Linked DNA regions of Mus musculus: region 2 is linked to region 1. Evidence: chromatin loops called from intact Hi-C (ENCODE). Cell type or tissue: left cerebral cortex. All regions are shown on one strand. Links, peaks and the distances in the headings refer to the core of each region. The heading gives the core; the rest is flanking DNA.

What was found. A loop is a pair of places that touch in the nucleus more often than their neighbours do. Peaks named below come from ENCODE experiments on the same cell type or tissue, not always from the same donor. Only the 100,000 strongest peaks of a DNase experiment are listed, where the experiment ranks them.
Region 2: it touches region 1 in a loop (2.3-fold over the local background); 7 of 42 quality-filtered maps call a loop at or near these places.

What each region holds. Positions count from the first base shown.
Region 1 is chr10:95,011,957-95,014,866 of GRCm38, reverse strand. No RefSeq gene overlaps it. Among named protein-coding and RNA genes, the nearest start is that of Gm40744, 52 kb to the right of the region's middle. In left cerebral cortex, for the core only: no CTCF peak of the experiment used is centred there; DNase peaks (open chromatin) are centred at 721, 1,143 and 1,427.
Region 2 is chr10:95,081,663-95,084,572 of GRCm38, reverse strand. No RefSeq gene overlaps it. Among named protein-coding and RNA genes, the nearest start is that of Gm29684, 63 kb to the left of the region's middle. In left cerebral cortex, for the core only: no CTCF peak of the experiment used is centred there; DNase peaks (open chromatin) are centred at 1,080, 1,404 and 1,756.

The DNA of each region.
Region 1 (2,910 bases), core at 108-2,607:
CCTGACAGACAGCCCGTTTACATCACTACTTGTTCTGTTTACTGTTTTAGTGTCCATTCTGGAATGCCCTTCCTATGCCTCCCTCTGCTTACCCATCTTCCTCACAGATCACCCCCTCCAGGCAGTCTTCCCAGACCACTCAAGACCTCACTTGCCTCCCACTTCTCCAAAAGCTCCGAAGAATCATCTTCCTTGCACTGATCTATGCACGTGACTCTCACGCCTCTTGTTCAGTTTGATGGCAGGCCTGGCACCACACCTGGCTGCCCTTGCTTATCCAACCTCATTTCCTAACCCACCGTAGAACCACAGTGGGTGCCTGCTGTCTCGTTAGCATAAGTTGGGACATGCAGTCTTTAAAAACTAAGTTGGGTAGTACAGTAGAATTGGTGGAAAAATTAAAAATAAGCTTCCTCTTGAATGAACGATGAGAGGTGAGCTTTGGGGACATCATTCTGTGCCTTTAAAAAAAAAAAAAGTATAAAATGCCCCGCACTTCGGAGGCAGAGGCAGGCAGATCTTTGAGTTTAAGGCCAGTCTGGTCTACAGAGTGAGTTCCAGGATGGCCAGGGCTACAGAGAAACCCTGTCTCAAAAGAACAAATCAAAACAAAAAGTACAAAAGAAAGGGAGAAATCAGATGCAGGTTGCAAGTTCCTGGTGACATCAGCTTTGGCAGGCCCTGATGGAAAGTGACCTTGCCAGAGCCCTGCTCCCCCATTCAGTTGGAACACTTTCCACTAACGGTATTAATCTGGCCTTCAGTCTGAGGCAGAGCTGCCTGGGCCAAGCCCTCCTGCTTCAGTCCAAGTGATGAATCAGCCCCATCTCCTAATGCCCTCAAGAATTAGAAGAATCGGCGGAGGAAGAGAGAGGCACAGGGCACCATGCACACCCTCAGATGGACAATAGAAATGACGGAGGCCAAGACCTTCGGTCTCTTTCCATCTCTGGGAAGCCTTTCCATTAAAAACATTTTCTTCTTCTGTTACATCCATGTTTTTTCTTTTTGGTTTCCTCTTGTCAGCCTCAGCCCAGAGGAAACTTCTCACTCCCCACCTCCAACCACGTACTAAACACCGTTTCCTTCCAAGGGCTTCTTCGTTATTTTTTTCTTCAACTTACAGCTAGATTGCTTGGCATCAACCGAGAAAGCCTAGTAACACTCTGGCGTTCCAAAAGCAGCCCAGAAGATCAGAAGTATCCGCCGCATCTACCTCCTGGACTCGGCACGATCAAACGCTACGCTCTCTGAGAAGACATTGGGAGTAGTAGAAATGTTAAGTTTGTTTTTTCTTTTTTCTTTCTTTTTTTTTTTTTTTAATTTTAAAAAACCTAAAAAGACACCTTAAAGGAAGCAAAAGACAGACACAGCCAAGAAGCAAGCAAATCTGATATTCTCTGAGCTGAAAAACAAGAGCCAAGGGAATTCTATTCTTAGCAGAGACTTAGCCAGCTCCATTCTCCAGGGGTGGGGTGGGTTGCAAAGAAGGCTACAGTGCCCTCTGTCTGGGACCTGTCAGCATGTAGCCTGGGGGCTTGGATTCATTCTCTCTCTCTCTCTCTCTCTCTCTCTCTCTCTCTCTCTCTCTCCCTCCCTCCCTCCCTCCCTCCCTCCCTCCCTGTCTCTCTCTCCCTCCCTCCCTGTCTCTCTCTCCCTCTCTCTGTTTTTTTTCTGTTCTCTCTCTATATATTCTTCTTTTTTTCTCTCTTCCAAATGGAGTTTATTTGTTTAACAGTCCTGGAACTCAATCCACAGACCAGGCTAGCCTTGAACTCACAGAGATCCACTTGCCTGTCTCTGTATTCCTCATGCTGGGACCAAAGGCGTATGCTACCACACCTGGCTTAGCTAAGGTTTTTCATTCATGGTTTTTTGTTAGTCATTGTACAACCTTTGCAATGTCTGATTATCTAAAAAGAACATGAGAGCAGGGAGCTCAGTTGACTTCACCACAGTTGTACAGTTTGGAAATGGCATCAGTAAAGATGCTAACTAACCCAGGTTCCCTTTTCTTAGCCTGTGTCTTTATAGTTCGTCTTTCCGTATCAGATTTATGTTGTTTCATGCTCAAAGGCTTTGACAGCCAGATCTGTCTAACACAGAGGTTGGTTCTCAAAGCTGAACACCATAGGCCTCCTAAAGATGTGTTCTACTATGTTTGGATACATGTCTCCCAAAGACTGGCATGCTAAAGGCTTAGTCCCCAGGCAGTGCTATCACTAGGAGATGGTGGGACCTCTAAGAGGCAAATTCTTCTAAAAGAAAGCTGGGCTTTTGTGGAATTGCCTTTAGCCAGCCTGGCACAAACAAAGATCTTCTAAAAAGAAGACAGCCTCACCTTTCTTTGGTTATCACACTATGGAAACAATGGTCCCCAAGGAATTGGATCCCTTGGAGCCTCTCACAAGATGAAGGAACAGGCTGAAGCATAGTGCCAGCCAGAGGAGGTTTCATATCATCCTGTTATCTTATCTACCACCTTGTAAGGGAGAAAGGACCAGAAACAATGAGTCTATAATGGGACTGTGACAGAGAGGATCACACCTCAGCCAGGGGCAGCTTAGTTATGCTGATCACTGTAAATGTAATTCTTAGGGGGTGTTCGACACCCCTTTTGCTCCCAGGTAACAACATGGCATTTCTATGCCCACTTTAACCCATTTTAGCTCCCAAATAAATGGCACAGAGACCTGTTAATTTTATTAATGGGCTGCAAGCCTTAGCTGGGCAGGTTCTGAGCTGTTCTAAACTGACTAGGCCACATGGGCTGTTACTTGCTATCTGGTCTTACCCTGGTTTACTCCAGTTCACATGTATCCTCAGGGCTGCTCTCTCATCATGATCTCATGGAGAATTCTCCTTCTCATTGAGTCATGTCGGGAACCCTCCTGGTCCCTTCATATAGTC
Region 2 (2,910 bases), core at 302-2,801, 70 kb before region 1:
CATTTCATCAGGGACGATGAAGTCATCTTAACTTACTCAAAGCTGATCTTCCTAATTGATCAAGACATTCTTTTCTTCTCTACTTACTAGAAGAGTCATTAGAATCCTTCTCCTGCCCTTACCACCAACTTCCCGAGACTGGCTTGGGAAGGTCTTCTTCAGCCTGCAAAAATTACTTGTAAGGGTTGGGCTTTGATGGTCCTCTCTCTCTGTGTTCTTGTGTAGTGTACCATATCTTGTCGGTCCATACATGCAGGCCCTGTTTCCCGAAATGGACTGTGAGTTCTGTTTATGCTTTGATTTTCTTGTTTGTGTGTGTGTGTGTGTATGTGTGTGTGTGTGTGTGTGTGTGTGTTTTCTTAAATGACTGGACTCTGCTCCCAGAGTGGAGGCAGACATGGTTTGCAGGTGTCCTCAGGTCAGAGAGGAGATGCTATAGGCTGGGGTTGTGCTGGAAGGAGAGCGAGGCACGGAGGTGAAGCAAGGCCCAGGGAGCAAGGCAAGGTCATGAGTACACAAGCAGAGCCCAGGATGGAGAAGTGTGGGAAGGCATTGGGATACAGGCTGCAAGTTGGAACAGGGCAGACTGTTCAGAGCCGTCGTGGTTGAGGAAATGCTCCTGGGAACTGTCAGGCTTGCTTCTGTGCAGGATCAGCCATTAAAACAGAACTATGTGTGTAATCGGCATTAATGCATAGAGAGGCAAAAGCATAAATCAAAGAAAGGCTGCCTAATCCCGTGTTGAAATATCACATTAACAAGAAATTTCTATGGCTTCCTCAGTCTCCTACAACCAGTTTTATATTAAAAATACCAGCTTGGCAACTTTCCCTTAAACTATTGGGGTCTCTTGAGGCATCTTTAATGTCGTACTTAAGCCAGTGTGGAAAGGACCGCCTTTGCTACACATACTGGTAAGACAGCCTGGCTTACAAATGTAGCACATGGAAACACACAGATACCACTTGGGGACTTGTGCAGATTAGATCCACAGGAAACCTTGCTTTTTTCCCCCTCCGCCCCCACCGAGTCTGAGGGACAAGCCTTCTTGCCACAGCTGCACAAAATTAACATCCGGCTCCTGCCAAGAAAGCAGGTGACAAGCTCAATGGGTCTCCTTGGGTTCGATTTTTGCCATGGCAGGAACGTGGACATTCTGACTAGGCATTTGTCTGTGGAGCTAGAAGGATGGTAAATGGGCAAGGAGGGGAGGGGAGTCGGGAAGCAGAAAGCAGCACGTGGGAGCAAAAAAAAGAAAAAGAAAAAAAAAAAAACACCAAGACAAAACCAAAACAAAATCCAGGTGATAGGAGCAAGGGCAGCTTGCATTCGCCCAAGCGCATGGAAACAAGCTGACTCACGAAAACCAGGGAAAGAGCGGAGAATTTGTGCATGCATGGTGTGAATCCTCTAAGGAAGAAGGCAAACCACCAATTCCAATTAACCTTGTGCGTTATAAGCAAATCTGAGTATTTTGATCAGGAGCTTCTGAAATTGATCTGTATTGCCCCATGCCCTGATAACTGGTAAACTGCATCAGAAGTGAGACACCTGGGGGTTAGGGGCAGAAAGCCCCTTCCTTTATGGGGTACAACTGCACTCATGTGGTTTCCCTGTTGGGAGCTGTGGGTATTCTAGACTGGGCCGAAGGGATCTTTACCACCCACGCTGCCACCCAGCGTGCCTGTTTTCAGGGCTTTACACGAAGAGGGATATTCATAGTTCTTTGTATTCGAGAATAGACAATCTTACTGGCTTGCAGAATTTCAAGTGCTAGGGTGGCCAACTGCTGCTTGTTAATTGTTCAGGCTGGGAGTGGGCATCTGTTGGGTTTTAGAAATTCAGGCTGGGTGCCACATTCCATTACTAATAGTGCCCAGTTTCTGGTTCTGTGAGGCATGAGACTCATCCCTCTCCTTGAAGACAATCTAATATTAACCTCACCAGGTCCCCTCCTTTTCCTCAGACAAAGAGTAGGTCTGAGAATCACAGCACCCATGAGTTCCTCCCCTGTGTTTCGGGTCCTGCTTATTTGCATTCTGATTTTGATTTTTGGTTTTCTGAGACAGGGACTCTATGCACCCAAGGTTGGCCTAGAACTCAGTATGTATCCAGGCTGGCCTCCAACTCAGATTTTTTCCTGCCTCAGCCTCCGAACGCCAGGATGACAGAAGTACACGGTCACACCGGGTGCATGTTTAGTACTGACCAAAAGGGCAAAGATACTGAACACCAGGAAATGCATCTCACCCACCATGGTGTCCCAGCAAATAAAGTTGGGTGTTTTTACAATACCGAGATCCTTAAGGTCGCTTGGGGTCAGGCTGGGTTTTCCAGTCATCTGCGTGTTTGACCTCTTGAGTTTATTTTCTTAGCTTTCCTACGTACTTTCAAATGGTCTTTCAAAAACAGCTGACGTTGCCAGGAGTGTGCTTGCTACCCGTGACCAAAGCACTTTATTTCATGCAGATTCATATCTGTTAAAGTCTCTTTGATAGATATTCAAAATAAACGGTGACTATTGTGAGCCCAGTAGGTTGGGTTCACAATACATGAATGTTGGTTTATAAAACTCTCATGTCTTTTCCAAGGCTCATTACTTAACACCATATCTTGTCGTCCTCATCTTCTCCTGCCTTGAAGTCCATCTTATGATTAATTTGTTGTTCATTTTAACTCTGTTCTCAAATAGCCCCTATGTATAATAAATGGGTGATGCATTATCTACAGCCCTGATTACCCCAAATATAATTCACTCTGTCAAGTCTAAAAACGGGATGCCAAGTTTTTAGTTGTGTTGTTTTTGGTTATACAAGATATATGTGTATTTGTCTAACAGTATTAAAGAACAAAGGTAATAATGTGAGAAGAACAAAAATACAGTAAAATATCAAAAGTAATGGGGTAGGG